Linked DNA regions of Homo sapiens: region 1 is linked to region 2. A link is a loop called in an ENCODE intact Hi-C map of the cell type or tissue named here. Cell type or tissue: dorsolateral prefrontal cortex. All regions are shown on one strand. Each heading gives the region's core, and the rest is flanking DNA. Links, peaks and the distances in the headings are about the cores only.

What was found. A loop is a pair of places that touch in the nucleus more often than their neighbours do. Peaks named below come from ENCODE experiments on the same cell type or tissue, not always from the same donor. Only the 100,000 strongest peaks of a DNase experiment are listed, where the experiment ranks them.
Region 1: a loop joins it to region 2, with 2.5 times the contacts of the local background. A loop is called at or near these places in 32 of 110 quality-filtered maps.

What each region holds. Positions count from the first base shown.
Region 1 is chr11:30,641,790-30,647,175 of GRCh38, forward strand. No RefSeq gene overlaps it. Among named protein-coding and RNA genes, the nearest start is that of MPPED2, 58 kb to the left of the region's middle. In dorsolateral prefrontal cortex, for the core only: no CTCF peak of the experiment used is centred there; no DNase peak of the experiment used is centred there.
Region 2 is chr11:30,356,507-30,361,892 of GRCh38, forward strand. It overlaps LOC102723403 (a long non-coding RNA gene), which reads right to left. Exons shown (of 4, transcript XR_001748162.1): 1 at 5,285-5,386; 2 at 4,739-4,945; 3 at 3,982-4,065; 4 at 1-395. Among named protein-coding and RNA genes, the nearest start is that of ARL14EP, 36 kb to the left of the region's middle. In dorsolateral prefrontal cortex, for the core only: no CTCF peak of the experiment used is centred there; a DNase peak (open chromatin) is centred at 2,285.

The sequences.
Region 1 (5,386 bases), core at 215-5,214, 290 kb after region 2:
ATCTGATGTTTTTGATTTTGGGGGTTATCAGAAATTACTTTGCATTATGAGAGAGCTTTAGTGTGTAATATCTAGGTAGGAAATATAGTTTTGGAATGGGCTGATTCCCTCTTTTTTGGGGATCCAGCATCTGGTATAAAAATGGGACCCTTGGCCGGGTGCGGTGGCTCTCACCTGTAATCATAGCACTTTGGGAGGATGAGGCAGGCAGATCACCTGAGGTCAGGAGTTCAAAACCAGCCTGGTGAACATGGCAAAACCCTGTCTCCACTAAATATACAAAATTTAGCTGGACATGGTGGCAGGCACTTGTAATCCCAGCTACTCAGGAGGCTGAGGCAGGAGAATCGCTTGAACCCAGGAGTCGGAGGTTGCAGTGAGCTGAGATCACGCCACTGCATTCCAGCCTGGGCAACAGAGCAAGACTGTCTCAAAAAAAAAAAAAAAAAAAAAAAAAAAGAGGACCCCTAATTTTTGGAGATCTGTTTTTCCTTCCAACTGTGTTTGCTTATTAGGCCCTAAACACTGCATACTTTCCTGACCCTGTTACTCCAAAGGCTGCACCCTAAAGTCAGTAATCCAATTAAAGAACTGGTGAATGAAAAATCTTACAACTACTGGATCTTGTTCTGTCTGCCTGTGTATTTATATGTATTATGTGTATGATGTTTATATATGAAAGAGCTTTAATTGGCTTAAAAATAATAACCAATTAAATATTTTGTGAGAAAAGTAAAAAGTGTAATGCCTTTTGGTTCACATGGATTTAGTAATCTTTGGGAAATAAAAATAGTTTTAAAGATTATTGGTAAAAGTTGCTAAGAATTAACATTATACCACGTAACTGAGACTACTGAAGAAACAGTTTTACATGCAAGGTATGTAAAGAAAATGAAATGTGTTTTTGTAAAAGATTATAAGAAGGCATGGAAATGTGGATTTTTTTTTTTTTTTGCCTAGATTAAAAGGTTAAAGGATTGTTTTAAGTTAGATAGAATAAAGCTGAAGGTTTGAGCAAATTGTGAAAAGTTTGTGAAAAATTAATCTTGTAAAAAATTCTGTGTGTGAACATACTGGCTAAAGCTAAAGGGGTATTACTCAGTTTTTCCGTAAATTGAGCCTTGGACTAAAAGCACAACAAGGTTTTCTAAGAGTACTCATCTGCTCTTTATGAGAAAATCTGTAAAGGCTTATAGAAGGTTTATAAAAATCTTATCTTATGGTCAAACTGATGAAGATTGGATAGATTTATGTATAAAGTTTTATTAAAAATTGGAGTTTAACATTAGTAGTATACTAATGTAAAGGTGAAATTTGGCTTATTTGGTATAAAAGTCATACAGGAAGCAGTGTCAAATATGAAATGATGTTTGCTTTTCTTTGGGCTGTATTTGTATAAATGTGTTATTGGTCTGTGTTCCAAAATTATGAGAAACTCCTATAAATCTGATATGGCTTAATGTATGTTATTAATAATTATAATTGTTATATAAAATTGTTATATGCCACAGAAGTAACCAATATTTCCTTTTCAGTTGTGGCTTTAATAGCGGCTCTCCTAAGACATTTTATCATCCATAGACAACTGTTGTCTTGTTTTGATCCTTTTTAAAAGCTGGTTTATAATCAGCCATAGGACTCTAACAGGTGTTATTAAATGCAGGTTTCTGATAACTTTGGTGATTGTGACATTAGAATAGAGAAAAAAACTTTCAGGGCTCTCATGGAAAGCCAGAATGTTCATGACTATCAAGCAGAATTGGAGTTAACGGAATAGACTAATGGAAGACTGAATTAATATTTTTTTACTTTTTTGCTTAAAACGTTGCTGATCCTTTGCTCTGTTTTTCAGAGTCAAGAAAACTTTTATTTTGAGCTATTTCCAGCTTGTAGCAATTGAGTAAAGTATACTCCTGTGAACAAAATTTGGAGCATATTTGTTTCTCTCTTTACCTAATTTCTCCAGAATTTGAGAACTATTTGTGAGTATTTTTAACTTATGGCAATACAGTTCTTTGTATAAGTGCAATAAGAATCTGTTTCCTTTTGCAACAGGGCACAATTGGAGAAACTGGTTATTTTACAAAGGCTTTGACTGGAATGGCATGCTCACAGGATTCCTCAAGAATCCTGTGTTAAGTAAGGGACCTCAAGAGAAAAGGAATTTACCCAACTCACAGGTATTTGAGGGTACAAACCCGTGGTTGGGCTTGGCTTTAAAAAAGTCTTATCTAAAATTCCTTCTATGGAACAAAGTTCCGTCAAAGCCAATTTAAAAAGCCTATGTGAAAAATAATTATTCTTGCTGCACTTTATACAAATAATCAGGCCAAGTATAAAACTAAGGCTTATATTTACAAACAAATCAGTCCTATTATGATTTGCCTTTAGCAAAAATGGGAAACTGGAGAGAAAATATTATGTTTCAAGAACTATGGTACACCGGTTATTAGATTCTAGTTTTATCAGTTTTTTTTTTTAAGTTTTTTTCCTGCTTTTTAGGCTGACCTTGAGTATTCCTGTGAAGTAATCAGTGATCTCTGGCTGCTGCTGAAAAGAAACAAGAAAGATGGGTAATGTAAAAATCTGAACCAATATTCTAATTCTAGGCATATTGTAATCAGCTAGCAACTCTATAACAGCTTGGTTCCAACAGTAACCCAGTTCATAGAAAGCCTTCTAATTTAGTTTACTTGGATAATTTTACTTATTTTGCTTTACTGTTGTGGAATATATTGCTGTTGTACTCTATGTGTAGGAATGCAGGATAAGCTTACTCACCGTTTTCTTACACTGAGCACTTATTAATCTTCCAGATATCACCTTTTGTCAGAACTCGAAAATTATAAGTGACCCTTGCCAACCACGGCTTTCTGACTGAGCTCCTTTCTATCCTGAATACAACAGACCCAATAGTTAGGTAGGAATACTATCACCCTTGTTCAGCATGAAGAAGTTACAGAAGACGGATCTTTGTCTCTCTACAACCCCTAAGATTAAGAGTTCTCCTGGGAGGTGGAGGTTGCAGTGAGCCAAGATTGCGCCACTGCACTCTAGCCTGGGTGACAGAGCAACACTGTCCTGGGAAAAAAAAAAAAAGAAAATTCTCTTGTAAAAGAGAGGGGGGAGTATGTCAGAGGCGTTTGAACCAGAGCAACTCCATCTTGGGTAGGAGCTGGGTAAAATAAGGCTGAGACCTATTGGGCTGCATTCCCAGACTGTTAGGCATTCCAAGTCACAGGATGAGATAGGAGGTCAACACAAGATATGGGTCACAAAGATCTTGCTGATAAAACAGGTTGCAGTAAAGAAGCCGGCCAAAATCCACCAAAACCAAGACGGTGATGAGAGACCTCTGGTCATCCTCACTGCTGCACTCTCACCAGCACCATGACAGTTTACAAATGCCATTGCAACATCAGGAAGTTGCCCTGTATGGTCTAAAAAGGGGAGGCCTGAATAATCCACCCCTTGTTTAGCATACAATCAATAAACAACCATAAAAATGGGCAACCAACAGCCTTCAGGTTGCTGCCTATGAAGTAGCCATTCATATTATTATTATTTTTTTAGACAGAGTTTTGCTCTTGTTGCCCAGGCTGGAGTGCAATTGTGCGATCTCGGCTCACCGCAAACTCCGCCTTCCGGGTTCAAGTGATTCTCCTGCCTCAGCCTCCCGAGTAACTGAGATTACAGGCATGTGCCATCAAGCCTGGCTAATTTTGTATTTTTAGTAGAGACGGGGTTTCACCATATTAGCCATGCTGGTCTCTTGGCCAGGCTGGTCTCGAACTCCTGACCTCATGATCTGCCCGCCTCGGCCTCCCAAAGTGCTGGGAATACAGGTGTGAGCCACCGCACCTGGCTTTATACATGAATTTTATCATTATCCTTGAGAATTTTAGCATCCATATAGAGATTTTACTGATATCCTTTCTTGGCATGATTTTGCTTCTTCTAAAAAAAAAAATGCAACTGACACTAATGGTTAGGATGTGGAGAAAGAGGCAGAAAAGGAAAAAAAGGGGAGCAGGACCTCATCTCAAAGTTGTGATCTGAAGAGGTGAAATCCTTTTTGGATTGGTAGCAGAATTGACAACAGGCAAGTGGAAACCTGTTAAAGGATAATCATGTCTAGACAATTTTATCAAAAGTATCTAAAAAATACCTTCCCCCAAATGCACCATGAGCCATCCATCCCCAAATTAATACCCGATAGAATGAATTGGACAATCATTGTCAGAGTTTGGTTCAAATAGGTTGTAATTAAAGAGTACCTATAATTATGGGGCCTCAAATAATCTAACAATGCATTTTTTTACAGCGTAATTGACACTTTGAGGTCTGCAGAGATGAGATGCCAACAGATGTGTTTCAATGGCTTCCAGGAATTAGTATGGGAGTGATAAGCCCCAATAGAGCTAGATTTGAAACTTAAGAGATAATAAGATGATGACAGAGTGTAGGTAAATGTTATCAACTAGGAAACCTGATGAAGAACTGGCATTGATAGTGAGGAGGATGCTGAAGGAGAATGGGCACTATTGAGCTTCGTTAATCTCATGAATCAGCTGGGACAAAAAAATTCTTGACATGTTTACCACCATATTTGCTTTTCATGGCTAGGCCCATCTTTAGTAATCAATTATAACCTAGTGCCCTGTTCAGCATGTATGGGGCTTCTGAATGAATCTCTTTCAATCCAGCAAGCCAGGCAACTCAATCAATACATTAAAAGTGACATATGAGATAAAAACCCATTTCTTTACCTTAGACTAGATTATATGAAACAACCTTTACAGCATTAAAATTCTTTCATGTTTAACATGAAAAAAGTCTCAATGAGTCTTTCTCTGCTTTAGGAGATGATACAGACTGTAGCATATTATAATTAGGCCACTCACATGAAATTATTTCAAGTTCCAGAAAAAAAAGAAGATACAGACATTTGCTATCTTCAATCCATTTTTCAAAATTTTAAACATAGAAAACCGAAAAAGACATTTAAATTTAATTTTGTCAAGATGAACGGGAAATTTCATTTTTGACATGTCTAACCACCACATTATCAGATATATAGATTTCAAGGATCCAACATTCAATTTTATGAGCTTTTTTCCCTTTTCCATATATGTCATGTTGTAAATCAATTTTGAAGATATAATGAGAGTTGTTTTTTTTTTCAAGATTTCATTGGATTTTTCTGAAACCAGAACCCAAATCTAGCTTTGAAAACAAAAGTAGTCTCAAAACACAAGACCAATTCTTCCCTCAAAGATCATCTCCACTTCTCCTCTTTGTACTGACAGAATGTGGCACTTTCCAAATTATCCATTGTGTTGGAAAATTGTACAGCAGGGGGGACACTTATTTGTTGTTGTTGTTG
Region 2 (5,386 bases), core at 295-5,294:
TAATTAACAGTATATTAGTTGCATTTTATTGCCAATAATATAACAAGCTCTGAAATAGTAGTCAGACTAAACTGCTGACACGGGCTTTTCTGCAAACTGAGCTGTAGTTTGATTTCTCATTTGTCCAAGTGAAGCATCAGCAACTGAGTAAAACCAATTACCTCAAAGCCCACCAAGCCCTCGGCAGCAACTTAGTGCATCTAAGCTTTGCCCAAATGTTATTACTTTCAAATTAGAGGCTGGTCTGAAATGGGCCATCGAAGAATTTCTACTGCTGAAAATAATTCAATATGGCAGTCCAGTTGTGGAACACTTTTCAGGGCCAAATAGAAACAAAGCTCCTTCCAATTTTGACACATCTTGAATCCATGGCTGTCCACTTCTGGAAGGCAAGCCTGGAAGTACAGAAGTCAGATATGAAAAGGGAGGCATTTTCCTGCCTTTTATGTTTATTTTTGAGATGAAGTCCTGGGATGGAGGTGGGGGACACTTTAGGAAAAAGGACCCAAGGTCAAGGATGAAAACAAATAAAGACACTCACCTAATGGGAGTTATCTCACCTCACTAGGTAAAGAGAAACTACAGCACAAGAGTTCATCAAGTACAGAGATATGTTGTTGAGTGAACACTTGGCCAAAGGTATTAAAACAAGTAGGGCAGATGCATTATAAGTACCTGAAGAAATCTCTGTTTATATTTATTCATTTGTCTCACCCATAGACCTTCACTTGCTATACTCTTTCTTCTTTCTTTCTCTTTCTTTCTTTTCTTTCTTTCTTCTTTTTCTCTCTCTCTCTGTCACACAAACATATACAAAATCACTTTCGATCCTCTTATCTTGCTTAATATCTTTCATGGAACTTATTACTATCCAAAATTAAATTTCAGACAGTTTATCCATTCATTTACTTCTCTGTTCCTGTATTCCCACCAAACTGTACACTCCATGAGGTCAGGAGGTGTGTCTGTGCACTGCAGAATAGTGCTTGGCATGTAACAGGCACAAAATTAGTTGAATCAAAGAATGAACCCATTCACTGAACTTACATTTACAAAATGCCCAATGTCTAAGTGCGAAGGATTCAAAGATGATGATAATCATAACTACCATTCACTGAAGGAGCCCTCAATGAGCTAAAAGCTTTACATACAGTATTTTATTTGAATCCCTCAACAACCCTTTGAATCATGTGTTTCTATTTTCTTTCTTTCTTTTTTGCAAATGAAGACATAGAGGCTCACAGAGACTGACTTATTACCACCAAGCTAGAAAGAGGTAAAACTATAAATTAAACCGGGTTTGTCTGGCCCTGACTCCAGGAATTGTCATATTCAAAGATTAATAAGAGACAAACATCCTCCCTGAGAACCTCAAAGTCTCATGCTTTGGATTTGAAGCATCATTGTCTTAGAGGATCCTCCTAATATTCTGTGGCTGGAGAAAGAATCTGACAATAATTCCTGGAGAACTGGAGTTGGGACATTTGCCATCCTGGGGCCTTCAGGAATGTCCTTGTCCATGGCAGGATCTGGTATGCCATGCTACTTTCCCTTTGGTGAGGTCAGATTCTGCTGTAGAGGTTTGCCAGGGCTACCCATATTCTCATATCCTTGGCTCCAGGTCTGCATATGAGCCCAGCAGCTGTCAGGGATCCTATTTACTTTTAATAAATCTAACAAATGAATGATAAATAAGTGGTGATTCGTCTGCCTCAGAAAATCCAGCAAGGGCAGGACCCAGCCAGGTGCATGGGAAGCTAAACTCTTTTCCAGCCTTCACAACTGAATTTTAAATTGCCAACACCAAGCTCCAAAGTCAGTTCAGACCCACAAAGTTTCTATGTATTTTAGAAGTCACAGAACTACCCCTCTCTCTGGTCTCTTGGAATAAAAGAAAGTTCCTCAGCCTATTCATTCCATGAATTAAAAAAAAAAAAAAGATTAAAAAAGGTCTCCTCGGTTACAATGCCATTCATATCCTTTGACCAGAAAGAGTTAGAGAAAAACTTCGGGATTGATCTGAGGGACACAGAGCCCAGGTTCCATTAAAGTGTATTAATGCCAAGGTCTGTGCAATTAGTGAAAAGTCAATTCCCATTACTAGTTAACACTATTGAATATCTGCTTTCTTTAATAAAAAGCCATGTCCAGTACAAAGAGAATAAATCAATAGGTTGGCTGCATTTAGATCTATTCTGCCTTCTTCTAAAATGCACAGAGAAACTCCCTGTCAGAGCTCCACTGTCTGTCTGCCAAGCTCAGTTTGTAAACTGGCAGCTGGCCCTGCCTTCTTTGCCTGGAATCTTTCATTAGCACTTTCTCACTTTAGCTCTCATTTCTCTCATCAGGAAAATTAAGTTTTATCCCATGCCTAAAATTCTTCTCTTTGAGCTTAATCTCGATCTGCCTCCGAATTGGACTGGTTCAGAAAACGAGCTGCAAAGCCACTGTGGCCATACATCTAAACCTCAGCCTTCGCCAAGCATCGGTTCTTCCTCAGGCCAGGAGAGTAGGGTACACACAATTTCTAACAAGGGTCCAAAGAGTCCCAAGAGCCTGAAAGACTTTTCTCCTCCAGAGATACCCTTTGCGTTCTTTTACATCTGGTAACCTTCCTTGCTGCCAAGGAGCTGGAATGTTCCAGATCCTTAACTGTGAAGAGCAAAAGAAGGATACACCTGTCCGGTGAAGTTTGCAAGCCCTCCCAATTCTCAGCACCACATGCAGAAGAAGGATGCATTCACCTCCTGTCTGTGGAGGCTGCCTTTCTGTAGCTAAGCCCATCTATTTATCTTCTTTGGTGCGGACCACTAAAAGGAGAAAGCTGTTTAGACACTATCTTCATTATAATGCTTGGTTTATTAAAGACTAAAAGGATACTTTGATTCCCACTGTACATATAAGTTACTCATAAGTTGGAAAATTGTGTTTCCGTGAAAGCAAATTACTGTACCTTAAATTATTTCATTAACCAGAATGCTCAGTCTTTGATGGGAAAAGGAGGATTGATATAATTTTACTTTAGTTCAGGTTTACTATGCAGAATTATTTGACATTCTTCTTTAATCCTTTGGTCCTTATTCCGCATCCTCTCTCCCTTCTCAGAGTGTGTGTTTGGTGGGGTGGGTAGGTTTGGTGGTGATATTGGTTTGGGTCATGGTTTCGGTAGATGAATAGATTTGGAATTGCATTCTTTTCAGGACTCAGCAAATTGGTGTGTATCGTTCTGGGTTTTTTCAATTGGTTCAAGTCTACTATTTCTCCACTTAAGCAGGTTGAAATATCTAATGAAACAAGCACTGCTAGAACCAAATCTGTTTATTCCTGTTGCTGAGATCCTTTCATGCCACTTTCCATGGCCCCATTTCTGGTCCAGAGGCCTGGTCTGCCATTAGAGAGAATCACAAACCAGGCCCTACACTGTGAAACCAACGAATGATCCCCAGTACTGTCATGGATGTTTCTTGAAGCCACTGGAGTCGTCCACTGTGGTCGGAGAACTCAGGGAGGGAACCTTCTGCATTGCTTCCCAGAGCAGCTGTGGGGTGACAGTAACAGGCAAACAGTGGAAATGCACACCATCCTAATACAAGGGTGGAAAGTGTTCAGTTGTGAAGAGGCATTTATGTTTACACAAACAGCCAGTTTTTCCTCACATTCAAAGTTACAGAGTTGGACAAGGCAGGCTCACGAGGTGACAAAGAAAAATTTAACTAATCAGGCAGGCTATCCCCAAGTGTTCCAATGGCATGGATGATTCTGCCAAAGGGACTAACTGATGAACAGGTAGCTGGGTGAGGAGACTGCAGATCTTTGTCATCCCAAGCAGATGAAGGTTCCCCACTTGATCAGAGGCAGTGATTGAATTCCCATTTGGGGATCCCACAAAGAAATGGATTGACATTGTCAAGCAATTAATCCAAGGTGAAGTACGATTTAAAAAAATTGGGAAATGAATAAATGCAGTCCCAAGCAATCTACCTGTGTGACACTGATGCAGGAAAATTGCCTTTGAAGAGGTTGGCAGTTGTCTTTGGTCCTTTAGCAAATCCTTCCACGATAACTCTGAAATGAATAGAAGGAGCAGAATTGGATTAAACAATTTTAAATTTTACTTTCACAAAACATAAACAAGGTTTAAAATTTTGAAATTCACAGAATCGCCTCGAATGTCACAAACCTTATGAAGCACCAAGGAGCTAATCCCTCTTATCTTTAAGACTGGGATCAAGGATTTTTTTCCACTCTGTAGGAGCTCCTGAGAACCAACTTTTGCAAAAGAGTCAAGTTGCCAAGCCAGAGCTGGCAGAAGAGTTGCTCCATAAAGTGAGAACAGAATGGAATGCACTCTCACCTTTGAGTTCAAGTGCATGTTGAGATTTTTATCTGAAATGAATTCTGATTAATATCACCTTGGACTAAAGGAGAAAAACATTCAAGCATGTGTTTATACTTGTTGACATGAATAAAAGATACACCTTAAATCTGAGTCATAATACTAGAATAAAAGATGATTATGAAATGCATACCACTGATATAGTCTCACCAAGAAAGTCAACATTCAAATTCCCTAAGACATAGAGAAATTTGTTTCAATAACTTGTCCAATCACTCTTTAGCCATAAGACCAAACTATGGTCCCTACCCATACCACTTTGTTCTTTTGAGTTATTGTCTGTTTCTCACTCTAATTAATCACTTCCCAATCATATTTAAGGAGAAAAAGAAATGGACATACCTTTCAGGGATGCTTTAAAAGCTTCATTATTGTTACTGAGAGAGGACAGCAGGTTGAATTCCATGTTCTGAGGAGAACATTGCATCCATGACAATGTCACACACACACGAGAGCATGAAGCACACCCAGGTAATCAGATGGTGATGCATAGTCCTGCAATCAGCTCTCCTTATTGACCCCGAAGCCTTGCCTTCAGCCAAGTTAGATCTTTCAGTGGAAATAAGATGGAATTATTTCAAAATAAGATGGAAATAATTTGGAAGTTGGCTGGGTAAGACCTGTTGACATGGAAAAGCAGGTTTTTTCCATTTTTCCACTCTCAACTCTATACCCCCTAGATAGACACTCTTATATTTCCTATTTCACCTTCCACAATTTCTTGTCAAAGATTACTTTAAAGTGTACAAAACAATGATATCTAAAGGCTTCCCATCTCACTTAGAGTAAAAACAAAGTCTCTATAATCCCTCATCACCAGGCCACCAGCCAACCACTCACCCAATGTCTTAATTCCTTCTCCAGCCTCCTCCAGGCACACTGGCTTACCTGTGAGTCCTTGAACATTCTGGGCACATTTCTGTTTCAGGGCCTTTGCACTTGCTCTTCCCTCCATCTGGACTGCCCTTCAGTGCCTACATGGCAAAGTCA